Linked DNA regions of Homo sapiens: region 1 is linked to region 2. Evidence: read pairs that join two places in POLR2A ChIA-PET (ENCODE). Cell type or tissue: B cell. All regions are shown on one strand. Links, peaks and the distances in the headings refer to the core of each region. The heading gives the core; the rest is flanking DNA.

The links. Peaks named below come from ENCODE experiments on the same cell type or tissue, not always from the same donor. Only the 100,000 strongest peaks of a DNase experiment are listed, where the experiment ranks them.
Region 1: POLR2A ChIA-PET joins it to region 2 with 10 read pairs; 3 of 35 experiments call an interaction of 5 or more read pairs at or near these places.

What each region holds. Positions count from the first base shown.
Region 1 is chr14:77,580,630-77,595,693 of GRCh38, reverse strand. The region is part of intron 2 of SPTLC2 (serine palmitoyltransferase long chain base subunit 2); the gene reads left to right. Among named protein-coding and RNA genes, the nearest start is that of SPTLC2, 28 kb to the left of the region's middle. RefSeq lists a silencer at 11,642-11,842. In B cell, for the core only: no CTCF peak of the experiment used is centred there; DNase peaks (open chromatin) are centred at 6,393 and 7,093; H3K4me3 peaks cover 735 bases; H3K27ac peaks cover 2,845 bases.
Region 2 is chr14:77,475,564-77,490,627 of GRCh38, reverse strand. ISM2 (isthmin 2) reads left to right here. Exons shown (of 7, transcript NM_199296.3): 2 at 5,709-5,951; 3 at 6,063-6,305; 4 at 7,961-8,306; 5 at 11,913-12,053; 6 at 12,303-12,386; 7 at 14,516-15,064. The coding sequence ends at 15,033. Among named protein-coding and RNA genes, the nearest start is that of ISM2, 16 kb to the left of the region's middle. RefSeq lists enhancers at 5,566-6,066, 13,045-13,214. In B cell, for the core only: no CTCF peak of the experiment used is centred there; no DNase peak of the experiment used is centred there.

The DNA of each region.
Region 1 (15,064 bases), core at 4,943-9,942, 100 kb before region 2:
AATGGGAAGAGTATATCACGAAAACATTGTCAGTTACTAGGAAGACAAAACCAGTCAGTAGATACATGGATTCAAAAGTGGCTCCTGGGAGAACTCAAGATTAGGCATCCTTTCTCTCTCATCTCAACCATCTTGTACTCCATCCGAGCCCCAGCACAAGTTGGCCATCCTACTCATTGCCCTGCAAGTTAATTTCACAAAGAAGGTAAATAAGTTTTTTGAATGCAAAGCCCTGCATTCAGAAGTTGGTCCAGTAACCCTAAGTAATTTTTATCTTTTAAAACCCAAACACATTTTTAACATTTTTTATTTTATTATCATTATTTTTTAGACAAGAGTCTCGCTCAGTCACCCAGGCTGGAGTACAGTGGTGTGATCTCGGCTCACTGCAACCTCCGCCTCCCGGGTCCAAGCAATTCTCATGCCTCAGCTTCCCAAGTAGCAGGGAGTACAGGCATGTGCTACCACTCCCGAGATAATTTTGTATTTTTAGTAGAAACGAGGTTTCACCATGTTGGCCAGGCTGTTCTCAAACTCCTTGACCTCAAACGATCCACCTGCCTCGGCCTCCCAAAGTGCTGGGATTACAGATGCGAGCCACTGTGCCTGGCCCACATTTTTAATACGTTTTGATCCCCCTTCTCCCCCTGAGCATGTCCACTCAGAGTGCATCTACAGTACGTTGATTTTGTATAGCCCTCAGTGACAGCTTACCATACCCTTCCTAGGTTGTACAGTATTGTAGTTACTTGTTCACAGGCCTGTATCCTCCTACTAGACTGAGTTGATGGCAGTTATGACCGATGGTAGCTGAAGTTTTATTTAAATATTCAAACTAAAAACTCTTTATCTGCAGGGACCTCTCCTAGTGTAGATGCATAGTCGAAACTTGATAATTGACGTGTATTGCTGGTGGTGAGGGAAGTGCTGATTGTGGTGCAGACAGCACATTCCTGGATGAGGGGATAGTATAGGCAAAGGCATGAAGAATGTTTGGGAGAATCTGGAATGTAGACAGAAGAGAAATTGTGTTTTGAAAATCAAAGTAAGAAGTTTGGTAGGCAATGAGGAGTATTGTTTTTGTTTTTGTTTTTAAATAGAGACAGCGTCTCGCCATGTTGCCCAGGCTGGTCTCAAACTCCTGTGCTCAAGCGATCCTCCTGCCTTGGCCTCCCAAAGTGTTGGGATTATAGGAGTGAGCCACCATGACCCCAAGGGCAGTTTTTGATCAGGGGATTTTTCATACAGCTTGTGCAGCTGGTGCTCAAAGTGTGATGAATGAATGAAACCAACAAGATGTATCTGAATTACTTTGTGAGTACATTATCTTTGGAACTTGTTTCATGTTTACAGAAAGTAAATTGGTGGTTTAAGTGTTGGGAGCTGCCTGTGTATCCTTTGTGTGAAAGAATTAGAACACACAGATTTTATTCTTAAGTAGTTTCTAATTTTGTTGAGGAAACAAACATTTGAAAGTTATGGGCCTTTGCAAAACCATTATACAAGTAAATAATACTTAGATTATATGAAGATATAGAACAAAAAAAGTATCTGAGTAGCATAGGGTTAATCAGGAAACAATTCTTGGAGGAAGTAATACAAGGAAATGGGAGGCTGAGGAGAGCATTTGCCTCTGCAGTTTATGGAGAGGATTTTATTAAATTATTCAAATTCATTTCAATAGAATATTCCCAGTAGATAACATTAGCATTTAAAACAGCCAACTTCTGCCATTTTCTTACAAAAATTCAGCTTTTAGAGGGAAAGGAAAAGTCATTCCTTTCCTGTGATAGATCATGTTTGTTTTCTAATGTTGGATTAGAGATGGGGAAAGAGGGAGGCAAATTAAGTGTTAAACTGGAAGGAGGTGAGGGAAAGTGGTTGCTTGGGATCATAAAATGCAAACATAATGTTGCTACTTCCTCATTTCACTGAGAGAGTGGTATTCATAACCACATCCTGGTTTTCTTCCTCATTTCATTATAAAAGAGAGCCCAGTTTAACTGTGTTAATTCTTTGATGTAAGGAAATACCGTATGTTGCTTTGAATACAACTAAATCACATGATCATACCAATAAAGATGAGTTACCATGAGTTTGTTCTATTTTATATACATTGCATAAAATTCTTGGAATTCTTTACCCCTTAATCCTCTGTTATTCGTGGTGTTTTGGATGAGAATGTTGTTTTTCTCAATCTATGGATTATTTCTTTGTGATGTGAGGTGAAGCTAGTAGTTCAGAAACACGTACGTGACAGATACAGCAAAAGCTTGAATTAATAAAGATGTTCTAGGCTGAGGCAGGAGGATCACTCAAGGCCAGGAGTTTGAGACCAGCTGACACAACATAATGAAACCTCATCTCTACAAAATGAAAAAATTTAATTCAGAAAAAAATATTCTAATATTTAGATAGGAAATAGCTAGGAACGTAAGGAGTAAATTATGGTAGGTAGTTACCACACACTGACAAAATTTTAAACTAACATTTTGCCTCCACAGCTTGTTCATGATCAGATATTTAAAAACGGGAGGACCAAATACCACATTCTCACTTATTTTTTAATTTTTTTAATTTTTTTTTTTTTTGAGATGGAGTCTCACTCTGTCGCCCAGGCTGGAGTACAGTGGCGTGATCTCGGCTCACTGCAATCTCCGCCTCCACGGTTCAAGTGATTCTCTTGCCTCAGCCTCCCAAGTAGCTGGAATTACAGTCATGCACCACCACGCCCAGCTAATTTTTTGTATTTTTAGTAGATACAAGGTTTCACCATGTTGGCCAGCCTGGTCTCAAACTCCTGACCTCAGCCTGCCTTGGCCTCCCAAAGTGCTGGGATTACAGGAGTGAGCCACCGTGCCTAGCCTGTTCTCACTTATAAGTGGGAGCTAAATGATGAGAACATATGGATACAAAGAGGAAAATGACACTTGTGGTGGGTAGGAAGAGGGAGAGGATTAGAAAAAATAACCCATTGGGTGCTAGGCTTAGTACCTGGGTGACAAAATAATCTGTACAACAAGCCATTGTGATGCGAGTTTACCTGCACAACCTGCACACGTACCCCTGAACCTAAAATAAAAGTTACAAAAAATAAGTAGATTAAAAATGGGAGGGATAGGATACGGCGAAGGGACATTATATGTTTATATCCCAATAGGCTTATTTTCAAGATACAAAAGAAAGAAAGAAATTCAAATACATTACTAGGAATTCCCAGAGGGATTTTATTCTTGGCCTCCTTCAAAAAGTAGCGTACAGCCGGGTGCGATGGCTCACACCTATAATCCCAGCACTTTGGGAGGCCGAGGTGGGTGGATCACCTGAGGTCAGGAGTTCAAGACCAGCCTGGCCAACGTGATGAAACCCCATCTCTACTAAAAATACAAAAATTAGCCAGGCGTGGTGGTGGGCACCTGTAATCCCAGCTACTTGGGAGGCTGAGGCAGGAGAATGGCTTGAACCTGGGAGGCGGAAGTTGCAGTAAGCTGAGATCTTGTCACAGCACTCCAGCCTGGGCAATAGAGACTGTCTCAAAATAAAAAAAAAAAAGTAGCGTACTAAGAATATTCTGGTACCTGTCATTTTGGTGCATTAAGCTAGGGGATTGATTGTTTGGTTTGTCTTCTTTAATTCTGTGTATGATTCTACATTTAAAAAGAACACAACTGGCTGGGCACGGCGGCTCACGTCTATAATCCTAGCACTTTGGGAGGCCAAGGCGGGCGGATCACCTGAAGTCAGGAGTTGAGACCAGCCTGACCAACATGGTGAAACCCGGTCTCTACTAAAAATACAAGAATTATCTGGGGCGTGGTGGCACATGCCTGTAATCCCTGCTACTTGGGAGGCTGAGGCACGAGAATCACTTGAACCAGAGAGGTGGAGGTTGCAGTGAGCCAAGATCACACCATTGCACTCCAGCCTGGGCAACAAGAGAGAAACTCCGTCTAAAAATAAATACATACATACATACATACATACATACATACATACATACAGAAGAGCACTACTTAGCTCCCCCAGAATCATCTGAACCTGGGAGGTGGAAGTTGCAGTGAGCTAAGATTGCACCACTGCACTCCACCCTGGACAATGGAGCGAGATTGTCTAAAAAAAATAAGAAGAATAAAAAATAAAGAGCACTGTATTTCATTGTTTTGTGTTAGTTGCTGGGCACAGGACAGCAGTAGTCTTTTTAAATAATTGACATATCATAAAGGTTACCTATTTAAAGTGTACGATACAATGGTTTTTAGTATATCTACAGAGTTGTGCAGCCAGCACCACAATTTAATTTTGTAATGTTTTTCTCTTCTGAAAAAGAAACCATGAACCATTAGCAGTCACTCCTTCCTCATCCACCCTCCCCACCCTCGGCAGCCACTAATCTACTTTCTGTCTCTGTAGATTTACTATTCGGGACTTTTCATATAAATGGATGTTTCATGTAAATGGGATCATACAGTGTATGTTCTTCTGTGTCTGGCTCCTTTCACTTGGCGTAATGTATTTGAAGTTCATGTTGTAGCATGTATCGGTACTTCATTGCTTCCTATTGCTGAATAATATTTCATCATATGGAGCAGTCATCTCTACTTACTATAGGGATTTCTCACTGGTAAAAAACTATACTCAAAATAAACCTTTCAAAGAAGCTTTGTGTAGTAGGTTTACCACTGTATCTGTTTGGACTAGTGGCAGTAGGTTTACCTCTGTATCCGTTTGGACTAGTGCCAGTGTTAGGTTTGCAAGAGTTTCCCTGTTACCTGTTTTCCCTGTTTTTCATGCCAGGAAAGCTTTTCCTTCAAATAGTCCCATGGCTAGTTCCCTCACTTCCATTTTATCCTCTGTTCTACCCAGGGCACCCCAGCTAATTTGCAGCATGTCTCCCCCTTTCCTTTTTGCTTTTGTTTCTGTTGGTATTTGTCACTGTCTAACATACTTTATTTATTTTTATTTTTATTTATTTTTATTTTCTTGAGACAGTGTCTTGCTCTGTTGCCCAGGCTGGAGTGCAATGGCGCGATCTCGGCTTACTGCAACTTCTGTCTCCCAGGTTCAAGCAATTCTCCTGCCTCAGCCTCCAGAGTGGCTGGGACTACAGGCATGTGCAACCACACCTAATTTTTGTGTTTTTAGTAGAGACAGGGCTTTGCCATGTTGGCCAGGCTGGTCTTGAACTCCTGGGCTCATGTTTATCTATCTGCCCACCTCGGCCTCCCAAAGTGCTGGGATTACAGGCGTGAGCCACTGAGCCTGGACTAGCAAACTTTGTATTTTATATGTTTATCTCTTCCACCAGAATACAAATTCCAAGAGGGCAAGGATTATTACCTTTTTGTTTACTACTCTGTACTATAGAGTGCTTGGCACATATTAGACGCTCGGTAAATGTTTAAGATACAAGGCCAGAGGCCAGGCGTGTTAGCTCACACCTGTAATTTCAAGCACTTTGGGAGGCTGAGGTGGGAAGATAGCTTGAGCGCAGGAGTTTGAGACCAACCTGAGCAATGTAACAAGACCCTGTCTCAACAAGAAAATTAAAAAATTAGCTGGGTGTGGTGGCCTACACCCATAGTCTTAGCTACTTGGGAGACTGAGGTGGGAGGATCACTTGTACCTAGGAGTTCAAGGCTGCTGTGAGCTGTGATTGAGCCACTGCACTCTAGCCTGGGTGACAGAGTGAAACCTTGTCTTTTTTTTTTTTTTTTTTGAGACAGGGTCTTGCTCTATCATCCAGGCTGGAGTGCAATCGCATGATCTCAGCTCACTGCAGTCTCTGCCTTCTGGGTTCAAGTGATTCTCATGCCTCAGCCTCCTGAGTAGCTGGGACTGCAGGCGTGCACCACCACGCCCAGCTAATTTTTTGTATTTGTGTGTGTGTGTGTGTGTGTGTGTGTGGAGACGGACTCTCGCTCTGTCGCCCAGGATGGAGTGCAATGGCGCAATCTTGGCTTACTGCAACCTCTGCCTCCCGGGCTTAAGCGATTCTTCTGCCTCAGTCTCCCAAGTAGCTGGGATTACAGGCATCTGCCATAACACCTGGCTAATTTTTGTATTTTTAGTAGAGACAGGGTTTCACCATGTTGGCCAGGCTGGTCTTGAACTCCTAACCTTAGGTAATCTGCCCACCTCGACCTCCCAAAGTACTGGGATTACAGGCATGAGCCACCGTGCCTGGCCATTATCTCTAAAAAAAAAAAAAAAAGTTTAAGATATGAATGGTATTGTGAGTGGTGGTAACAGTAACAATGTAAAGTATTTTGAAGTATTTGTAGTCGAGGTAGGTGTGTACGTACACACATGCACACACAAACATACAAATGACTGTTTTAGATGTAGGAAAAACCAGTGTTTTTTTATCTTGAAATCTCATTCTGCGCTTTCATGGACAGCATAGAAACAGCAAGGAAGTGGCTTCCTGTTTTTAACATTAAAAACAGGAAAGGACAGACGGTGGTATGACCTATATGAACAGTAAGGAAAGTCGTTAATTAACCATGGTTGAAAGGTTTAAAAGTTGTAGTCTGAAAACCTTTCATTGAGTATTTCACCTACTTTTCTTCATTAAGTAGAGATAAAAACAGAATTATTGGTTTATAAAATACTTTTAGAATTTATAATGCTTTCCTTTTCCCTTTTTCTTTTCTTTCTTTGTGTGTTTTTTTTTTTTTTTTTTTTTTTTTTTTTTTTTGAGACAAGGTCTTACTCTGTCACCCAGGCTGAAGTGCAGTGGCACAATCTCAGCTCACTGCAGCCTCGACCTCCCTGTGCTCAGGTGATCCTCCCACCTCAGCCTCCGGAGTTGCTGGAACTACAGGCACGTACCACCATGCCCTGCTAATTTTTGTGTTTTGTTGTAGAGACTGGGTTTTGCCCCCAGGCTGATCTTGAACTTCTGGGCTTAAGTGATCCGCCTGCCTCAGCCTCCTAAAGTGCTGGGATTATAGGCATGAGCCACTGTGCCTGGGCCAGATTTTTTTTTTTTCTTTTCAGAGACAGGATCTTGCTCTGTTGCCCAGGGTTGAGTGCAGTGGCACAATCTCAGCTCGCTGCAACCTTTGCCTCCCACGCTCCAGTGATTCTCCCACCTCAGCTTCTTGAGTAGCTGGGACTAGAGGCGCACGCTACCACAACTGGCTAATTTTTGTTTTTTTTTTTTTGTAGAGACAGGGTTTCGCCTTGTTGCCCAGGTTGATCTTGAACTCCTGAGCTCAAGCGATCCACCTGCCTTGGCCTCCCAAAATCCTGGGATTATAGGCATCCACCACTGCGTCCAACTATAATGAATTTTAACTGTGTGATGACTCCATTTTCAACACTTCCTCAGGTGGGAATTATTTGGGATTTAAAAATTCTTAATTTAAGTTTTGAAACAACTTTGTCATGTTTCAGTTACTTCTAAATCTATCTCATAAGGCTATTTCCTTCTTTAGTAGAAAATACATTTTCCAGCTGGGTGTGGTGGCTCATACCAATAATCCCAGCAGTTTGGGAGACTGAGGCAGGAGGATTGTTTGAGGTTAGGAGTTTAGACTGGCGTGGGCAACAGAGAGAGATCTTGTCTCTACAAAAAATTTAAAAATTAGCCAAGCATGGTGGTGTGCACCTGTATGTAGTCCTGGCTACTTGAGAGGCTGAGGTGGGGAGATAGCTTGAGTCCAAGAATTTGAGGCTGCAGTGAGCTATGATCATGCCACTTCTCTCCAGCCTGGGTTACAGAGTGAGACACTGTTTCTAACAATAACAACAACAACAACAACAAATGTTGCCCAAATAAAAATTCAAAACGTTATAGATTTTTTTTTTACTATCTTGTCTTTGATATGCAATATTATGTTTATAATGAAATGTCTTGAAATCTTTTAGTAGTACTATCATACCAGCAAACAGCATTAGTTATTATTATTATTATTATTATTATTATTATTTTGAGACAGAGTTTTGCTCTTGTCGCCCAGGCTGGAGTGCAGTGGTGCGATCTCGGTTCACTGCAACCTCCACCTCCCAGGTTCAAGAGATCAGCCTTCCGAGTAGCTGGGATTACAGGTGCCTGCCACCACACCCGGTTAATTTTTTGTATTTATAGTAGAGACGGGTTTCGCCATGTTGGCCAGGCTGGTCTCGAACTCCTGACCTCAGGTGATCCACCTGCCTCAGCCTCCCAAAGTGCTGGGATTACAGGCATGAGCCACTGTGTCTGGCCTTCCTTCATTTTAATAATAATGGATATTGAGGCTTTTTTCATTTCTTGTCAGTGATGAATAAAACTACTATAAATGTTCTGATATATGCATTTCCTGCATGTAAATATGAGTTTCTCCAGGGTTGGAATTATTGAGTTATAGAGTTATAGAGTATGCATGTCTTCAGTTTCACTAGATAGTGCCAAATTGTTTTCCAAAGTTATTGTACTGGTTTGTACACCTACCGGCTGTGTTTGAGAATTCTTTTTTTTTTGAGACTGAGTCTCGTTCTGTCACCCAGGCTGGAGGAGTGCAGTGGCGTGATCTCAGCTCACTGCAAGCTCCGCCTCCTGGGTTCACGCCATTCTTCTGCCTCAGCCTCCCGAGTAGCTGGGACTACAGGCGCCCGCTACCACGCCCAGCTAATTTTGTTTTTGTATTTTTAGTACAGACGGGTTTCACTGTGTTAGCCAGGATGGTCTTGATCTCCTGACCTCGTGATCTGCCTGCCTCGGCCTCCCAAAGTGCTGGGATTACAGGTGTGAGCCACTGCGCCCGGCCAAGAATTGTTCCACATCTCTTTACTAACACTCAGTATTGCCAGAATTTAAAATTTTTGCCAGTTCAATTGGTATATATGTACTAGTGTCTCATTGTGGTTTTAATTTGCAATTCTCTATTGCCCAGTGAAGCTGAACAGCTTTTTATATGTTTAATGACCATTGGAAGTGCTGATTTCATGAAGTCTCTGTTCAAATCTTTTGTCCGTTTTTCTACTGGGTTTGTGTATTTTTCTAAGTGGTTTTTAGGAAATATTTATGTATCCTACAAGTATTTTGCGTCTACCATCCCTCTTTTGTGGCTTGTCTTTCGCTTAGCATAGTGTTTTCAAGATTCATGTACCATTGTAGCAAGTAACAGTACTTCATTCCTATATCACTGTATACTATTCTGTTATGTGGATATACCACATTTTGTTACCACCTTTTGGCTGTTGTGAATAGTGCTTCTATGAACATTCACATACAAGTACTTGTTCGAGTATCTGTTTCCAATTGGTACGTACCTAAGAATGGAATTGCTGGGTCACATGGAAAGTCTATATTTACCTTTAAAAAAATTATTTTTTGGCTGGGTGTGATGGCTCACACCTGTAATCCCAACACTTTGGGAGGCCAAGGTGGGTGGATCGCTTGAGGTCAGGAGTTTGACACCAGCCTGGTCAACATGGTGAAACCCCGTCTCTACTGAAAATACAAAAATTAGCGGGATATGGTGGTGCACACCTGTAATCCCAACTACTTGAGAGGCTGAGGTACGAGAATTGCTTGAACCCAGGAGGCGAATGTTGCAGTGAGTCTAGATTGCGTCACTGCACTCCAGCCTGGGTAACAGAGCAAGACTCCATCTCAAAAAAAAAAAAAAAGAAAAAAGAAAAAATTTATCACGTTCATCGTTGTCAAAGTCTACATGTACCTTTGAGAAACCAACACACTTTTCCACCTTGGCTGTGCCATTTTGCATGTCCACCAGGAATGTATTAAGGTTTTTCTGAGTCTTATAGTTTTATATTTTACGTTTAGGGCTATGCTCCTTTTGAGTTAATTGTATAAGGTATGAGGTTTAGGTCGGGTCATTTTTTTGGCCAGTGGATGTCCTAGTGAGAAAGTTTTTAAAATAAGTATGGCATTTAAAAGTAATCTGTGAAGGTCTAAATACTTTATAGTTTTGTAGATTTAAATTTTTCTCCCACGTTTTCCTTTACTTAGCAAGTTTTGAATAAAAGTAAAGCTGAAATAAATTTGTTCCTTAAAGACTGCTAGAGTTGGTTTACTTGTCCCAGTTTTTTTTCCCTGCACTGGATGCATAGGTCAAGGGTCGAACTTTAAATCATCCTGACCTTGAGAAGACACTGAGACAGTTCTAAGCATGTTTTCCAAGCTTTTTATCCTAACATCAAAGCAGTGATTGTTTGCCTCAAATGCTCATGTTTGAGAGAAATTTTGTCTTTTGTTATATCGAGATTGGTGCCCCAGACTCTAAAATAAGTAAAAGTTATTAAATTAGAACTGACATTGAGAATTCTTAATGGAATTAGTAGTAACACTACCACTAATAGTGTTAGTTTGGAATAATACTAGTCTCAGTTTTGGCTTTGTCACTGCATTGTTATGTGACTTGGACAAAGAATTTAAATTTTATTCAGTGACTCTGTAAAATACATCTAATAAGTTATTAAACATCTATTTCTCAACAATAATTATAATGACCACGTTGTTGAAATCGTCACATTATTGGTAGAGTTACCAAAAACACTGTAGGTCATTCAAGCCAACAGAGAATTAGGCATTTATGGCTTTGTGGAGGGGCGAGAGCAGTGAGGTTAGGGCCTCCCTCCCCTAACTGGGCAGCTACCCCAAACTAGGAAACTGCTCCTGCCGTGAGTACTCTGAGTGCTGGCATCACAACTGTCGCACTGCCAGAGGCTGGTGAATAGGCAGTGGCACATAGAATCGCGCTGGTGCCGACCCAGCACTGAGGTCTGCAGGGGCTTGCCTCCTACGCTGGTGCAAAGCGTGGCCCCTGCCATCCAGCTGTTGTATGTGCTTCTCACTGGCAGACCCTACATCACATCCGCAACCCGATCACAAGGGTGTCCAGGAAATACAGTTTTTAGCCTTCCATCTCCTAAGTGTGTGTGTGTGTGTCTGTGTGTCTTGTAGGGGGTTTGTTATGTGTGTGTTGGTCATATGCAGAACATAGGAAAAGAATGGGAAGGACAATAGCACAGTGGTCTTGAAGTGCTTTGAACGCTATCAAAGTATTTCAGATTGATTTAGTAGCATCACCAAATAAGAGGCAGTGTGGCATTGGGGTTGGGAGCACAGAGTAAAGTTAGAAGGCCTGGATCATCAGTTCCTGGCTCTGCCTCTGGCTGCTTTCCTAAGTGGGAAAGCCATTTAGCCTTTCTGAAAGTGTAAGAAATATCTTCCTTAAGAGTGTGCAGAGTATGTATATTTACATACTTACATATATAAGTATATAAATATGTGTGCATGTAAAGCACTTGGCAAGTGCCTGGTATGTCATAAATACTCAGTAGATGGGCACTCTTGCTGCTGTTGTGATTATTCATCATCTTTATCATCATCATGTAAACATATTTGACTATCTGTGTTGGACCAGAATGATGCTTAACAAAGGGACAGTTGTTAGAAAGTGGACTTCAAAAAGTGATAGCATCCAGCTTTGCCCCCTGTGTTCTTAATGCCTGTATAGGTGCTACAATAGGTGGTACTTATGTATATTATATTAAACAATATGGGATATTTTCTAGAAGGCTTACCTTAAATAGGCTTAACCAGTAAAGGATATTTATTGGCTTCTTATTGAGATGTCCCTAGACTACTTTTGATAAGGTCTTCATTGATCTCTAAGCAGCAAATCCAAGAGTTTGAGTTGTTCTCTTGAGTTGAGAAGGCTCTTAAGTGAGGAGTATTTCAAGCCCAGTGATCCAGCATTTAGTCGCGAGTAGGTATTGTTTTCCCTCTCCTTACATGTGCTAGGATATGGGATTTGTGAGGATCTTCAGGAAGAATGTTTATGAGTATATCCTTAAGGCTGCTTGGACTTGACTTTACCATTGTCACTCCCTTATCAGTTAGGTATTCGCTCCTTCTCTGGACAAACACTCTTTTATAGTACTTATTATATTGTATTTATTTGTGTGTTTCTCCACTACACTAAGAGTTCTTAGGGAGTGTAGAGGTTGTTCTTACTCATTTTTATTCCCAGTGCCCAGTTTAGTGCCTGGAAGGTACTGCTCAGTAAATGTTCAATAACTGAGTATTAGGTCAATGATGATGAGTATTACATAAGCCTTAACTAAAGTCACTTCACAGTGACCAAACTGAGGAGGAGGAAGAGAGTGGTGGAGATGGGGGAATGAGGGTCGGAATAGTGGGGCTATCACTCTTTGCGGAGAGAACTGTCTTGTTCTTTAACGTATCCTGAAAGTCTGGCATACAACCCAGTATGTATCGAGTACTCACTAAGATATATTTGAATGAATGAATGAAAAGATTACCCCCCTAGTTTAACTGTGGTCTTAGAGTGTTTAAAGTTAACCTGATATTTTTGGAAATACACTCCCATTGCCTAGAACTGGAACTGCAAGTAGTGACCCCTCCCCTCCTTTTTTTCATGGCTAAGCTGCAGGGAGTTTGGTTTGCTGCCCTTCTCATCTTTTTTAAAATTATTATTTTTATTTATTTATTTATTTATTTATTTATTTATTTATTTATTGAGACAGCTTTTCACTCTATTGCCCAGGCTAAAGTGCAGTGGTCCGATCTTGGCTCACTACAGCCCCAACCTTCTGAGCTCAAGTGATCTGTCCACCTCAGCCTCCCACGTTGCTGGGACTGCAGGCACATGCCACCACACCTGGCTAATTTTTGTATTTTTTGTAGTGACAGAGTTTCACTACATTGCCCAGGCTGGTCTCAAACTCCTGGGCTCAAGCGATCCACCCGCCTTGAGCCCAAAGTGCTGGGATTACGGCGTGAGCCACTGCGCCCAGCCATGCCTATCAAATCTTTCTGCTGAACCTACTGACTGAGATCAGAGCTACTACCCTGGAGCTTAGCTAAGGAGTAAAGGGGAGCTGAGATTTCGGCCGTAAGTCCCTCTCTCCTACCATTCTATGCCACCCGCTTTTGGTCCCTAACATCCCTGGTTGTGACAGCTTCTCCTCCTTTACCCTGTGCTACTGTGACTTAATCACTTGTTAAGGAGAGATGGAAATGCCTGACCATGGCAGGCACAATTCTTTGTTCAGGAAATTGGAACCCATTGCTTCCTTCCTAATCCCAGACAGCTGTGCCTCTGGTTTTCTTTGTTTAGCCCAAGGCTGAGGGGTGAAGCTCTACTTCATTCTGGCCTGCAGTCTTTTTTCTATCTTGGGGTTTGATAATCCCTCTGGTATTTGGAGCAGACTCTAAGGTTTTTCTGTTTTATATAGTAAAACAAAAAATATTGCTTTTGTTGCTAATAAAAATTTGTCTGTAAGGAAATATTTCTCTTAATATTGGAGTTAATACTTTGAACATTAATGTGCAGTGTTTAGAAAGATTATAAAGAAATGAGATTGGCCGGGCGCCATAGCTCATGCCTGTAATCTCAGCACTTTGGGAGGCTGAGGCAGGCAGATCCTTTGAGGTCAGGAGTTCAAGACCAGCCTGACCAACATGGTGAAACACTGTCTCTGCTAAAAAATACAAAAATTAGCCAGGTGTGGTGGCGGGCACTTGTAATCTCAGCTACTTGGGAGGCTGAGACAGGAGAATCACTTGAACCTAGGAGGCGGAGGTTGCAGTGAGCCGAGATCACACCATTGCACTCCAGCCTGGGTGACAGAGTGAGACTCTGTCTCAAAAAAAAATTTTTTTTTTTAATTAAAAAAAAGAAATGAGATAATCAGTACTGTCATTTCCTTCATTAGAAGCGTTAGTACTGTTACCCTTTTTTACATGAATGAAAAGGATTGAAGACTACTTTTTGTTTTTTCCTTTGGGAAATAAATGCATGGATAATAACAGCCAAATAAAAAGTTTTAATTAGAATTGGATATCTCTATTCCTATTTTCATTCAACCAGTATACTTGTTGGAAGGCTATCAAAATGGACATGCCATTTAAATGAAAAATTTCCAATTGTGATAGACATGTTATTTATGAATATTTTCTGTCCTGAGGAAAATTAACTATTAGAACCAGTTGTAAAAGAGATGGTGGCTGGGCATGGTGGCTCACACCTTTAATCCCAGCACTTTGGGAGGCCGAGGTGGGTGGATCGCCTGAGGTCAGGAGTTTGAGAGCAACCTGGCCAACATAGTGAAACCCCGTCTTTAATAAAAATACAAAAAATTAGCTGGGCATGGTGGCAGAGTCCTGTAATCCCAGCTACTTGGGAGGCTGAGGCAGGAGAGTCGCTTGAACCTGGGAGGCAGAGGTTGCAGTGAGGCGAGATCACACCATTACACTCCAGCCTGGGCAACAAGAGTGAAACTCTGCCTCAAAAAAAAAAAAAAAAAAAAAAGAGAGATGGTATCAGGTACTGCAAATTCTTAGAGTAGCTTCTGACTTTGCTCAGCCTTATTTATAAGATTTATCTACTGGGAGGCTCATTCAATAGGCACTTGAGAGTCCGGTGTCATAGAAAGTTGTTAATTTTAGAGTTGTATGCAGCCTTCTTTAGCAATGAAAATCTTTTACAGAATAAGGCTTAAGCTTTTTCAATGTTTTTGACTGATTTAGTTAACAGCTTAATTTATATTGGCACCAAGCCCAGATCTAATGGTTATAAACTCAGTAGTTGGCTGATACAGTAAAAACTGTAGTTTCGTTTTCTTGTTGTTTGGTTTACCCTTTACATTCAAGAGTTTAAGTAGATCTCATATGGTCTGGTCACATGTGTTCTGAGTAGTGGTCATACCACACCAGGCATAGCATTTCTGCTCCGCTGTGACTTGATTTTTTACAGACTTAAGTTTTAGTACAACTTAATCTCTCAGAGGAAGGGTTAAGTTCCTGAGCATAGGAATTCATTTTGGGAATGTATTTTCTTTTCTTTCTTTTTAAAAATTTATTTGTAGAGACAGAGTCCCACTATGTTGCCCAGGCTGGTCTTGAACTCCTGGGCTCAAGTGATCTTCCCGCCTTAGCCTCCCAAGTGTTGGGACTACAGGCATGAACCACTGTGTCCTGCCTTCTTTTCTTTTTGAGACAGGTTCTCGCTCTGTTGCACAGACTGGAGTGCAGTGGTGTAGTCATAGCTTACTGTCACTTCAGATTCCTGGCCACAAGCGATCCTTC
Region 2 (15,064 bases), core at 3,502-8,501:
CACTGCCTGGAGTTAGCAAAGCACAAGGCTTAAGAGCACAAACTCCAGCCATACCACTGACATCAAATCCCACTCTGCCAGCCCCTAGCTGTGTGACTCCAGGCAAGTTACGTTACCTCTCTGATCCTTGGCTGCATTGTCTATGAAGTGAAGATGATGCTCACACCTACCTAAAGTGTTGTTGTGAGAATCCAGTGAGTCTGTACATATAGGGTGATCGGCAAGACTGGCTCCGTTCTTTTTCTTTCTTTTTTTATTGCCTTTACCTGGGAAAGCCAACTGGCCACATTTTTTGTGGGGCCCAGTGCAGAATGAAAATGTTGGGCTTCTTGGCCGGGTGCAGTGGCTCACGCCTGTAATCCCAGCACTTTGGGAGGCCGAGGCGGGCGGATCACGAAGTCAAGAGATTGAGACCATCCTGGCTAACATGGTGAAACCCCATCTCTACTAAAAATACAAAAAATTAGCCGGGCGTGGTGGCTCACGCCTGTAATCCCAGCACTTTGGGAGGCCGAGGAGGGCGGATCACGAAGTCAGGAGATTGAGACCATCCTGGCTAACACGGTGAAACCCCATCTCTATTAAAAATACAAAAAATTAGCTGGGCATGGTGGCGGGCGCCTGTAGTCCCAGCTAATTGGGAGGCTGAGGCAGGAGAATAGCGTGAACCCGGGAGGCTTAGCTTGCAGTGAGCCAAGATCGTGCCACTGCACTCCAGCCTGGGCGACAGAGCAAGACTCCATCTCAAAAACTAAAATAAAAAAAGAAAATATGAGGCTTCTTAGCTATTTCCAAAGGGCAACAGCAGAGCGTTAAACTAAATATGGGGCTCAGTGCAAAGACACAGGTTGCACACCATGAAGCCGGCCCTGTGCGGGGAGCACTATGCTTGGTCAGCACTACTCTTATTACAGTGAGGAGCTTTGCAGCCTCCGCTGGGTGCCAGGGTGGGTTGGCTTAGAATAGTACATACCTAATCCCAGCTACTCAGGAGGCTGAGGTGGGAGGATTATTTGAGCCCAGGAATATCGAGGCCAGTCTGGGCAACATAGCAAGACCCAGTCTTAAAAAAAAAGAATAGTACTTACCAATCAGGAAGGTAGTTGAGGGAGAATGAAATCCAGCCCTATTCCTCTGCCTGTGGCTAAAGAGGCCTGACTAAAGAGTCAATTGCTATTGTAGGCAGGGTCTCAGGCCCGGCTAAAGAGGCAATTGCTGTGTTGTATGCAGGGTCTCAGGCCTGGCTAAAGAGGCAATTGCTGTTGTGTGCTGGGTCTCCAGCACCTCCCACCAGCATGACTTAGTGTGCAGCCTGGCTCTGTGTGGTTGGGCCTGGGCTTCAGGAGCTAGGGCTGCGGGACCTGCACTTGGTGACTGAATTTAATTATCCAGAACAAGTTTCTGACCCCTGAGGCACAAAGGAGAAGGGAGAACAGGGAACTGTGAAGGGGCTGAAACAGGTTAGCAGGCGGGCTCACGCAATGCAGTAAGGGTCTGTGGGGATTGGGACTCTGTTGTGTTAACTGGAAACACGTGGGTCAGGGGCTGCCCGGCCAAGCCTGGGAAGGTAAGCATAGGGGTGAGAGAGAGAGAGAACTGGTAAAGATATACCTCAGATGTATCTCTATTTGGGCAGTGACACCACCCCCCAAAAGAATGGCCTTGTGTGTTTGTACATGCATGCAACTCCACATGTAAGCTTAGAAGATGGAGAGAGGTGGTCTTGTGAGACAGGACTGGAGTTCTTCAACAACCTGGAGTCTCAGAATTCCCCTCAGAATGCCATGAGGATACACCTGCCGAGTGATTTTGCAGCAGTGTTCGGGGGACCTGAATGAGGTGTGAAGAACTGGCATGTTGCCTGGCGAGGGGGGTGCCCCTGATGGCTCCTCTGTCTGCCTTCTGAGTACCATCTGTCGCCACCTCTGGGTAACGTTCATTGCATGCTTAGCACCTACAAGGTACTATTCTAATTCAACAACCCTATGAGACAGGCGCTGGTGTTTCCCTAAATTACAGAGGAAGGAACTAAGGCAGATTAAGTAACCTGCCGGAGGTCATGCAGCTAGTAGGTGTACATGTTGGGATTGAACCCCGGTCATGTGGACTCCAGCCTGAACTCATTTCCACCACATTCAGCTGAGATGAAAGTGGAACTGCTCTGTGAAGACAGAAGGTGGTGGCCCACAAGGGGTTACTGTCACCAGTGTCTGTCCACACGTGCATAGTGTGCACCAGTGCGCAGGTGTTGAGATCAGGCTGGGCTGAGCTGAATCCCAGTTCTCTTATTGTAACCTTTAAGACCTTACATAAGTCCCTACCCTCCCTGAGCCTCCATAGCCTCATCTTTAACATAAAGGTGATCACGCTCGCCCCTCAGGGTTGCTGGTGTTCATTTGTTTACGTGGCAGTGATTTATCGGGCTCCTATAATGTATCAGGCACTGTGCTCAGCACAGTATCCCACAGTGAACAAAGCAGACACAATTCCTGTCTGCACAGAACTTACCTTTGAGTTGGAAAAAGTGACAGATGGCATGGAAATTGCCTAGGAAGGCCTGGTGTGTAAGATGTGTCCAGAGGTTGGCTATGGGCTGGGCCTCTGGGTGCCCGGCCCTGATCCCCTCAGCCCTTCTGGGAGATGTACGTGGCTCACTTGAAGTGCCTGGAGAGCAAATCCTCCCTTCTAGCCCCAGAGCCTTTAACCAGGACTGGTGGAGTTGGCAGATAAATCCCCAGCTCTGTCCCTGCTCGAGGGGTATCGGAGGAGCCCAGGGGGATTGGCTGCAGGTGCCCATCATGGTTGCTGCTTGACTGCATCCTTGACTGCCGCCTCCCCTTCCCTGTCTCGCTCCCCTACCCTCTTCTGGCATCTCCTGGGGCCACCTCCCAGTGGAACCACCTACACTGGAACCCTTGTCTTGGGGTAGGCTTCAAGAGAACCCAAACTAAGATGAGACGTTCCCCACATCTCTTTCCACTCCCAGGAGTTCCGCAAGGGCTGACGTACAGAGAGGGAGACTCCCAAGAGCAGCTCCAGAGAGGAAAGGCGGCACGTGTGGCTGTGACACTTGGCCAGAACCTCTCTGGCCTTTGCCCACCCTATGGTCTGACTGGGCACCAGGGAGAGGAGTGGGTAGAGAGGTCTGGAAAGGAACATTTTGAGCACCTACTGGGTAGCAGGGCCTGGGCTAGGCTTAGTCCTGTTGTCATTCCCATTTTGCAGATGAAGAAGCTCACAGAGGCTTCTCTCCTGCTAGGGCCCCACAGGTTAGAAGCCAGGCTGCCAGCAGAACTCAGACCAGGCAGCCCAATCTACAGCATGCTTGCTTTTCTTTTCTTTTTATTATTTATTTATTTATTTATTTATTTATTTATTTATTTAAGATGGATTCTCACTCTGTTGCCCAGGCTGGAGTGCAATGATGCGATCTTGGCTCACTGCAACTTCTGCTGCCTCAGTTCAAGCGATTCTCCTGCCTCAGCCTCCCGAGTAGCTGGGACTACAGGCACCTGCCACCATGCCCAGCTAATTTTTTTTGTATTTTTAGTAGGGACAGGATTTCACCATGTTGGCCAGGCTGGTCTCAAACTCCCGACCTCAAGTGATCCACCCGCCTCAGCCTCCCAAAGTGCTAGGATTACAGGCGTGAGCCACCGTGCCTGGCCTAGAGCATGCTTTCTTAACTACAGCACTATTCACATGTGGGTTGGATGATTCTTGTGGGATGGCCTTGTGCACTGCAGGCTATGTGGCAGCATTCCTGGCCTGTGCCTACTAGATACTAGTAGAAACCTCCTCTAGCTGTGACAATCACAAATTTCTCCAGGCAGTGCCACATGTCCCCAGATGAGAACCACTGCATAACCACTGTACCACCTGCCCAGGCAGGCCCAGCCACCACCAGGCTAGGGTATCCCAATCAGCCAAAAGGCTGCACAGCCCTGAACACCTGCTGCTCCGAGACTGCCTGTCTCTATGCCCCAGAGACTGCAGACAGTGGAGATGCTGAGCAAAGTCACAGGCACAGTTAGGGCTTTGGTGGAATTGTGGGTGGGAGCTGCTAGGAAGCCAGCACTTAGGGATGCTCCAGGCCTCCCTCATTGGTCAGTGAAGGGGCTGAGTTGTTCCATTACTCACCCTTCCACCTTCCACTCATCCACCCTGCTGTCTAGACTAGAGGGCTTTGACTCAGCAAGAGACTCCAGGCTGGGGCCGAGATGGGCCCACGGCTGCCCTGGGACCAGGCGTTTAGTGCAGGAGCCCTGGAGCCAGGTGTTTGGACACCGCAGAAGGGGAGGTCAAAGAGGGAGAGACAGAAGATTCTGAATCTGTTTCCAAACTTTCAAGAAAAAAAAGTAAGAGTGAGAAACTAGGCTGATTAAGCCCCTGATTTTTGAAGGGGATACAATACTATCACTTTATAGCTTGCAGGTTAAGAGAATGGGCTCTAGGCCCAGACTGCCTGGTTTAAATCCTGGCTTTATCGCTAAATGTCTGTGCAACCTCAGGCAGGTTACTTGCCCTCTCTGTGCCTTAGTTTCCACTGTAAGACAGGCATGACAATGAGGATGTAAGACAGGGAGGATGAAATGAGTGATGAAGTGTTTAGAATAGTGCCTGGTGTGCAGTAAATGCTGTGGAAATGTTTGATAAATAAAATTCTCACAGTCCTTGCAGGGAAGAATGATTATCTTCATTCTGCAGACGAGGATATTGTCAAGTTGAAGAAGTTAGTAAGAGGCAGAGATGGGATTTGAACCCAAGCTTATCTGACTCTCACAACCAGTGTTTGTCAGCCATACCATACTGCCCAGGTATGAGACGGGAGGGGTGGCAAGGGTGTGGCCTGAGTGAAGCAGGGTCCACAGGTGGCAGGTCCCGGAGACTCATAAGGCAGCTCTGGGAGGTGCTCCTTTTGCCCTGGCATAGAGACCTGGGCAGTGGCTATAGCCTGGAGGCAGGTGGCAGCCACTGAGCCCCTAGTGCCCCACTGTCTGGGCAGATGAATGCTGAACAGGAGTCAGAGATGACATGGATCTGCTTTTCACTTACCATCTGATCTGAAGCAAGGACTGTCCCGGTGAGGACACCATGGCCAGTGGCTGTTGGCAGGGATGAACTGGCTGAGTCAGCCATGCCAGCAGCCTGGAATAGAAAAAGGAGCCAGGCCCCAGGCAGGCAGGCGGAGGAACACAGCCCTCATGTGGATGGCCTGGGTGGGGCCTAGCGGACAGGAGCAGGCTGAGGGGAAAGGCCAAGGCCTGCTGCCCACTCCCTGATAGGACCAGGTGCATCCCTGGGGGCCTTTCTCCTCTGGCCTGTGAGGGCCTTGGGGAGTGGGAGGCACATTGTCTGCAAAGGACACCACTCTCTGAAACAACTCTCTCCCCTTCTTGGGCTGTGGTTTCTTCATCTGTGAAATGACCCTCCTTTTCATGCCTTACACTGGCATCCTCTGTGAAAGCACTTTGTGGATACAGTCCACTGTCTGACCAGCTACACCCTCACTTACCCGTTGAGGGCCTTAAAGCAGGCAGTGTGGAGATTTTACACTACAGATACACACTCCAGAGAGATGTAAGTCACAGGGTGAGTTTATGACCCGGTCAGACCCCAGGGCTCCTGGATCTGCCTGGCCAGCCTTTTCCGGATCCCCGTGGGGTGAGCCCTGACCTGTTACCTTACCTTCCTTCTCTCTCCCTCAGGTCTCAGCCTCCCCAGATCCTAGGCCTCTGAAGGAAGAGGAGGAGGCACCACTGCTCCCCAGAACCCACCTGCAGGCAGAGCCACACCAACATGGATGCTGGACTGTCACTGAGCCAGCAGCCATGACCCCAGGCAACGCCACCCCTCCCAGGACCCCAGAGGTTACTCCGTTGCGGCTGGAGCTGCAGAAGCTGCCGGGATTGGCCAACACAACCTTGAGTACCCCTAACCCTGATACCCAGGTGAGAGCTACAGAAGGGCCAGCAGCTCCTGGCTCTGCCTGGCCAGCCTTTTCTGGGTCCCTGTTGGGTAAGCCCTAACCTGTCACCTCACCTTCCCTCTCTCTTCCTCAGGCTTCAGCCTCCCCAGATCCTAGGCCTCTGAGGGAAGAGGAGGAGGCACGACTGCTCCCCAGAACCCACCTGCAGGCAGAGCTACACCAACATGGATGTTGGACTGTCACTGAGCCAGCAGCCCTGACCCCAGGGAATGCCACGCCTCCCAGGACCCAGGAGGTTACTCCCTTGCTGCTGGAGCTGCAGAAGCTGCCAGAATTGGTCCACGCAACCTTGAGTACCCCTAACCCTGATAACCAGGTGAGAGCTACAGAAGGGCCAGCAGCCCTGCAGACACCCGGAGAGGAGCGGGGCTGACAAGGTGGGCTCAGGATACCCTATATCCTGGATTCCGTGGAGGGTGGGGCTGCTGTGTGGGGTCAGAGGGCAGGCTCCCCATGCTCTCCCTGTGGTGTAGGGGGCAGAGGACCTGCCCCTCTACTTTCTAGCTGTGGGCCTTGGGCAAGTCTTTTGACTCTTTGAGCCTTTGTTCTCTAGACCATGGCAAGAGACAAACAGCACCAACCCAGCAGGGCTATGTGAGCACCAGTGAGTGGGAAATGCTTTGTAGGCTACAAGGGATTCCAGGAATCTAAGGAGGCCTCCTGGAAAAGACCTGCAGGTCTGATCCCCTAAAGAAGGGGTTCAGTATGGAATGGAGTAGGCTGGTGGCATGGGGGACAGCCACCTGAAGGGCTTTATAGGAGAGGAAATTAGAGCAGCTGGCAGAATTCTAGTTTCAGGCTCCACTGCCTGGCGTGAGTCCTTCATGATAATAATTCTGCATGTTTGTGTAGCAGCTATAGTTTACAAAACACTTTCCCCAGAAGGGGAAAAAAGACCATAAAAGTATAAAACACAATTCTAAAATTATTTAAAAGTGTCTCTCTTCTTTTCTCTACTTACCTACACACACACACACAGACACACACACACACACGCACACACGCACACGCACACGCAAAAAACTGGAAGGCAGAAATGTCAGTGATAGAATATAGGTGATATTCTTTTTTCTTTCTTTTTTTTTTTTTTTGAGATGGAGTCTCGCTCTGTTGCACAGGCTGGAATGCAATGGCATGATCTCAGCTCCCTGCAACCTTTGCCTCCTGGGTTCAATAAATTTTCCTGCCTCAGGCTCCCAAGTAGCTGGGTGCACCAACATGCCCGGCTAATTTTTGTATTTTTAGTAGAGACGGGGTTTCACCATGTTGGCCAGGCTGGTCTCGAACTCTTGACCTCGTGATCTGCCCACCTCGGCCTCCCAAAGTGCTGGGATTACAGGCGTGAGCCACTGAGCCCAGCCAGAATATAGGCGATTTTCATTTTCTTCTTCATAGTTTGCTGTTTTTTTCCAAATTTTGTTCAGTGAACCTCATGTTACTTTATTGAATAGCCTAATGTTTCCGAAGTTCAGTTTCACATAAATGATTTTCTTTTACTTATTTTCCATCCATAATGTGGTGCAAGAGAGTTCCTCCAAGGGCTGCTGTGTCGGGAGCACTCAGCTTCCAGCCCTACCATGAGGAATTGGAGGCTCAGAGCTGCCCAGGTCCAGCAGATGCATGCTGGCAGAGCCGAGATTCAAAGCCAGCTTCTCTTAAGCTAGTGAGTGTCAACCCTGGCATGTGTTAGAACCGCCATACCTGGCCCCAGCCCAGACCAGTTCAGTCCATACCTGGCATCTGCGAATTAGGAGTCCCCAGGTGATTCTAATGCACCTCCAGGCCGTAAGCTGTGATTCTTGTGCCCTAAGAGGCCAGGAAGGTTAGCCAAAAATGTCAGCCAAGAGAAGACAGCTGGTTTGAAGGAAAGGTTGGGCCTCTCACCTCTGACCCTGACCCCATCATCCCTCGTCTCTTTGGAATGCAGCTCTAAGACCTCCTTCACTGGCCGGCCTGGCCTGTCTCCTGCAGGTGACCATCAAGGTGGTGGAGGACCCCCAGGCCGAGGTGTCGATAGACCTGTTGGCTGAGCCCAGCAATCCCCCGCCCCAGGATACCCTTAGCTGGCTGCCCGCCCTCTGGTCCTTCCTCTGGGGAGACTACAAAGGAGAGGAAAAAGACAGGGCCCCAGGGGAGAAGGGGGAGGAAAAGGAGGAAGACGAGGACTATCCTTCAGAGGATATCGAGGGTGAGGATCAAGAGGACAAAGAGGAAGATGAGGAAGAGCAGGCGCTCTGGTTCAATGGAACTACAGACAACTGGGACCAGGGCTGGCTGGCCCCCGGGGATTGGGTCTTCAAGGATTCTGTCAGCTACGGTGAGCACCCCCATCTTGGCATCCCCAGGCTGCTCCCCTGTAGGTACTGAGTGGAAATGGGGGTGAGGGAGAGGGTGGAGGCTTCCCAGGCAAGACCATTGAGGAAGCCAGGAGCTTAGGCCTTGTTCAAACACCATCATCAACTCAAAAGTAACATTGACAATAGCTTGCAGAGTTTTTCCTTTTTTTTTTTTTTAATTTTTTAATTTGAGATTGGGTCTCGCTCTGTTACCCAGGCTGGAGTGCAGTGGCATGATCATGGTTCACTGCAGCCTCAAACTCCTGGGCTCAAGCGATCCTCCCACCTTAGCCCTCCCACCTTAGCCTCCGAATAGCTGGAACCACAGGTGCATACCACCAGGGCAGGCTAATTTTTTTATTTTTAGTAGTGATGAGGTCTCCCTATGTTGCAGAGGCTGGTCTCAAACTCCTGGGCTCAAGCAGTCCTCCCACCTCGGCCTCCCAAAGTGCTGGGATTACAGGCATGAGCCACTGTGCCCAGCCTTTTTTTTTTCTTTTTTTCTGAACAACATTTGACCCTCACAAAAATCTCTGATATCCCCTAAGCAAAAGACATTTGTTACTATTATATTTATTTACATCTGTGAGTTTCCAAGGATTGAGAAATTATAAATTCCATCACTCATGACTGACCTTATTTTCAGATTGTGTGTGTGACTTTGACTCCTGACTGTGTTGCTTACCAGCTGAATGACCTTGGGCAAGATTCTTCAACTCTCTGTGCCTCAGTTCCTTCCTCTATAGAATGGGGAATGGTATAATCTTTACTACATGGAGTTGGCTGTAGAGAGTATTAAGTGAGTTAAGACATATACAGTGCCAGCATGGAGTAAAGAAAGTATTGGCTATTTTTATTATTTTTGTTAGAAAAAGACACAACAGCAGCACAAACTGTTCAGAAAATATTACCTTAAGCCTACCAGCCTCTCATGATGACAGATTTTTTTTTTTTAATTTTTTTGAGGTGGAGTCTCACTCTGTTGCCCAGGCTGGAGTGCAGTGGCACAATCTCGGCTCACTGCAACCTCCACCTCCCAGGTTCGGACGATTCTCATGCCTCAGCCTCCCAAGTAGCTGAGATTACAGGTGTGGACCACCACGCCTGGCTAATTTTTGTAGTTTTAGTAGAGATGGGGTTTCACCAGCTTGGCCAGGCTGATCTTGAACTCCTGACCTCAAGTGATCTGCCTGCCTTGGCCTCCCAAAGTGCTGGAATTACAGGCATGAGCCACCGTGCCCGGCCATGATGATGATTTTTATTTTTGCGTATTGTGGTTCAGGTTTCCTCTGGGTGCAGACATGTTTTATGCATAGTTGCAGCCATTCCCCTTGGAGCCCTGGTGTCTTGTCAATGGACAGAGGTGCCTATTGTTAAGACTAACTTGTGACAGGCTCTTCCCAATTCACTAAAATAATGTAAACTCACAGAAAATTTTCATGACAGCCGGGCATGGTGGCTCATGCCTTGTAATCCCAGCACTTTGGGAGGCCAAGGCAGGTGGACTGCTTGAGCTCAGGAGTTTGTGATCAGTCTGGGCAACATGTTGAAACCCTGTCTCTACAAAAAACACAAAAATTAGTTGGGCACAGCGGCGCCTGCCTGTAGTCCCAGCTACTCGGGAGGCTGAAGTGGAAGGATCACTTGAGCCTGGGAGGTCAAGGCTGCAGTGAGCCATGATTACATCACTGCACTCCAGCCTGGGTGACAGAGCGAGACCCTGTCTCTAAAAAAAAAAAAAAAAAAAAAAAAAAGGAAAAAATTTCCGTGTTTTTCAGCTTTTCTCCCATTAATTTTCCTTAAACTCTTGGCGCCAGTGCTGGCCTGCCTGTGAAGTGTGGAACCAGCTCTCAGTATTTTGGGGGTTTCACAGAAAGCACTGGGTCTCAGGCCCTGCACACCCTGAGGATTTGGGCCCAGCCACAGTGTATTTCAGCTCCCTCAGATCAGAAGTGGGTCCCTAATATGGGTAGCAGGGAAATTCTTTTTTTTTTTTTTTTGAGACAGTGTCTCACTGTGTCTGGAGTGAGACACAGTGGCTGTGGCTGGAGTGCAGTAGCATGATCACAGCTCACTGCTGCCTCAACCTCCCTGGCTCAGATGATCCTCCTGCCTCAGCCTCCACAGTAGCTTTTTAAACATTTTTTGTAGAGATGGGGTTTTGCCATATTTCCCAGGCTGGTCTCGAACTCCTGAGTTTAAGCAATCTGTCTGCCTCAGCCTCCCGAAGTGCTGGGATTATAGGCATGAGCCACCATGCCCAGCCTGGGAAATTATTAAATATCTCCAGTGCAAGGGAAATATTGTCACCCTTGGTTTTGATTGACATAGAAACTATAGCTCAGGCCAGGTGGGTGGCTCACACCTGTAATCCCAGCATTTTGGGAGGCTGAGGCTGGAGGATCGCTTGAGCCCAGGAGTTCAAGACCAGCCTGGGCAACATGGTGAAACCCCGTCTCTACAAAAAATTTAAAAATTAGCCAGGCTTAGCCGGGTGCAGTGGCTCATGCCTGTAATCCCAGTACTTTGGGAGGCCAAGGCAGGCGGATCACTTGAGGTCAGGAGTTCGAGACCAGCCTGGCCAACATGGTGAAACGCCGTCTCTACTAAAAATACAAAAATTAGCCATGCAGTGGCTCACGCCTGTAATCCCAGCACCTTGGGAGGCCAAGGTAGATGGATCATGAGGTCAGGGGTTCGAGACCAGCCTGACCAACTTGGTGAAACACTGTCTCTACTAAAAATACAAAAATTAGCTGGGTGTGGTGGCGGGCACCTGTAATCCCAGCTACCCAGGAGGCTGAGGCAGGAGTATTGCTTGAACCCGGGAGGCAGAGGTTGCAGTGAGCCGAGATCACGCCACTGCACTCCAGCCTGGGCGACAGAGCAAGACTCCATCTGAAAAAAAAAAAAAAAATTAGCCAGGCATGGTGGCGCATGCTTGTAATTCCAGCTGCATGGGAGGCTGAGGCAGGAGAATCACTTGAACCCGGGAGGCGAAGGTACAGTGAGCCGAAATCACGCCACTGCACTCTAGCCTGGGTGACAGATTCTCAAAAAAAGAAAAAATTAGCCAGGCCTAGTGGCACGTACCTGTAGTCCCAGTTACTAGGGAGGCTGAGGTGGGGGGATTGCTTGAGCCCAGGAAGTCAAGGCTGCAGTGAGCTATGATCACACCATTGCACTCCAGCCTGGGCAACAGGGTAAGACCCTGACACAGAAAAGAAATTAAAAAACCTATAGCTCAGAGATGTAGGGGGACTTGCCCAAGGTCATACCAATAGTGGTCAGATAGCTCCCAGCCCTAGGTATCATTTCCTCTTTATACTGTGTTGACACAGAGCAAGTGGCTAGGCGTTATACTGTCTTTTCAGAGCCACCTGATATATTTGCACAGGTTATTCACTGCAGAAGGGAATCCAGTTGAGGGAGCAGGTGGAAGCTGAAATCCAGCCCAGCTTCATTCATGAGGCTGGAAGCCCTGGCATGGGCTGCATCCACCTGAGGAAAGGGTGCCCTGTGCTGATTTGTACCAATTTGCCCTGTGAGCTATATGCACTCACCCCCAACTCCCTGTCTTAACCCAGACTATGAGCCTCAGAAGGAGTGGAGTCCCTGGTCTCCCTGCAGTGGGAACTGCAGCACTGGCAAGCAGCAGAGGACTCGGCCCTGTGGCTATGGCTGCACTGCCACCGAGACCCGTACCTGTGACCTGCCCTCCTGTCCTGGTGAGATGAGCCCCTACCCCTGCATAGGAGTGGCTGGTGCGGCTTAGGCTGGAGGCTTGGTCCCCTGGGAATGTGGGTGGGCTTGGGAGATGGGATGCAGGAAGCTCAAAAACATGGTGGTCCTGCCTTGTCCCAGGCCTATTTTGGCTGCTGTGGGCACTGAGAGCCTATTGAGGTGGGGGGGTTTCCCCATCAGCGGCACTGAGGTGGCCTGCGGAGCCACCAGCCTGGCCTCCTTTCCTCCCAAAGGCACTGAGGACAAGGACACCTTGGGCCTCCCCAGTGAGGAGTGGAAGCTCCTGGCCCGCAATGCTACGGACATGCATGATCAAGGTGAGTGAGGGGCTAGGCTTGCCCCTGGTGGTTTGGGGAACGAGCTCTCAGGGGAGGGTGGGGTATTATTCCATGGCAGGAACCTGGCTTCTTTCCACTAGGCAGAGAGCACAGCTTCCATCTGGAAGGTTTGCTTCTCCAACAGGGGGCCCTGGCATTTCTGAGCCAGCTCATTGGCCTTTCTCAGACTGGTATTCCTACTGGGAAGGTCTTAATGGGAGCGGCAGAGCTTAGAGATCATCTGGTGGGGGCATATCCTATCCTCCCTGGCAGCAGGATAGGGTGGGGACGTTCTGACTTCCATTCCTTGGTTACTCTTGGGAGGCTCCTGGGCAGGCTCTGTCTGGAGAGGGGGATGCAGTGCAGTCAGAAATGGGTCAGTGTGCAGAACTCCAGCATTGCTCCTCCAGGCAGCTGGGCATGGGGCAGGCGTCCACCTGCACACTCTGAGTCTGTGTCTGTTGGTCTTACTTGCACCCTGCAAGGAAGGCAGGGAGACCAACCTTGCAGATAAGGGTTGCACTCAGCACAGCAAGAGCCTACTGAGCCTGCATCATGTGCCTGGCCATGGTGCTGGCACAGGGGATGTCAGCAGCCTGAGGCTTGGTCCATGTCCTCAAGGAGCTCAGGTCCCATGGGGGAAAGACACGCATAACCCATGTGAGCACTGCACTGCAAAGAAGGCCCTAAAGATTTGGGAGCAGAGAGGAAGGAGCAGTTTGTTTTCTGGTACAGGGGTGGGCCTGGGAAATGTGTGTCTCTTCCCCTCTCCTGTGTTACCATTTCCCAGGCTCCTCCTTCACTCCCAGTCAAAACCCAAATCCCAGCATCTGGATCCTGGGGAAGGTTCCAGTCCCTTGGAGATGTGCAGAGCCTCAAACTATCAAAGTCAGTCCCCCAGTGTCCGGGGCTGGACAGCTCATCCCATTAGGATGAGGGCACAGAAGGGAAAATGAGAAACAAGACCCGGTTAACAGCATCCACTCAGGCAGATTCTGGGGAGTGAGGAGCAAGGTTCTGCACATTCCCACGTGGCCAGCCGCCCAAGGCCATTTTTCTTCTTTCTGCTGTTCCCTGGTGACTGCAGTGTTTTCCCCTTCCCTGCTCGCTGCAGGGCTCTGGTGAGTCTGGGGGGCACCTCTTTCTGGTTTATGAAGGCTCCTGGCCTCTGCTGCACTGTGCCATGGGGACCGGGTGAAATGGTGAGACAGAGTCTTGCTCTGTCACCCAGGCTGGAGTGCAGTGGTGTGATCTCAGCTCACTGCAACCTCCACCTCCTGGGTTCAAGTGATTCTCATGTCTCAGCCTCCCGAGTAGCTGGGATTACAGGCATGCGCCACCAAGCCCGGCTAATTTCTGTATTTTTTGTAGAGACGGGACTTTGCCATGTTGGCCAGGCTGGTCTTGAGCTCCTACCTCCTGCCTTGGCCTCTAGAAGTGCTGAGATTACAGGCGTGAGCCATCGCGCCTGGCCCCCCAGCTCTTCTATTTAAGAGAACCTCAGTCAGATGTACTTTAGCCTCAGGTTTTTGTTTTGAGGGATATAATTTATTTTAAAATTAAATAAAAATATAGTTTAAAAAAAGGCCACGTTTCCCGAGGTGGAGATGGGGAGGAGAGCAGCATAGACAGAGGGGGCCACAGGAGGCCCAAAGTGGCCAAATGACTCACCCCAGGCCAGATTGCCTGAGAAAGGCAGCGTTCAGAACAAGAATGGTCCAGTGGCTAAAATAATGAAACCTTCTTACCAGTTGGTGAAAAGCTGCTGTACCTGTCTCCACTCACCCCAGATCCTTTTCCAAGATCTCAGGATCTTTCCCACCATTCAGCACATGACACCTAAACCTTTCCCACCATTCAGCATGTGACATATGGCACCGCAGAGGACATCTGGGTCATTGCTCCAGCCCCTTGGCCTGTGTCTGTTCTGAGCAAGAGCTTCTTGCTTCAGGTTGTCTGGATGGTGTGGGGTAGCCTCTCTCCATCCCCAAGGCCCTACCAAGCCACGCCTTTGCACCAGCTGGGGCCTGGGCCTTCTCTCCCCATGCACTGGCCCTTAATCAGTCCCCGCCCCACACGGGCCTGGCTCTGTCACTGGCTTCCCTCCTGCACTTTGTGGCCCTTTGCAGATGTGGACAGCTGTGAGAAGTGGCTGAACTGCAAGAGCGACTTCCTAATCAAGTATCTGAGCCAGATGCTGCGGGACCTGCCCAGCTGCCCGTGTGCCTACCCACTGGAGGCCATGGACAGCCCTGTGAGCCTACAGGACGAGCACCAGGGCCGCAGCTTCCGGTGGAGGGATGCCAGTGGCCCTCGCGAGCGCCTGGACATCTACCAGCCCACGGCGCGCTTCTGCCTGCGTTCCATGCTGTCTGGGGAGAGCAGCACACTGGCCGCCCAGCACTGCTGCTATGACGAGGACAGCCGGCTGCTGACCCGTGGCAAGGGCGCCGGCATGCCCAACCTCATCAGCACCGACTTCTCACCTAAGCTGCACTTCAAGTTCGACACGACGCCCTGGATCCTGTGCAAGGGGGACTGGAGCCGCCTCCACGCTGTGCTCCCTCCCAACAACGGCCGAGCCTGCACCGACAACCCCCTGGAGGAGGAGTACCTAGCACAGTTGCAGGAGGCCAAGGAGTACTAGTGACGGGGTTGCTGAACAGACACTGCAGGGA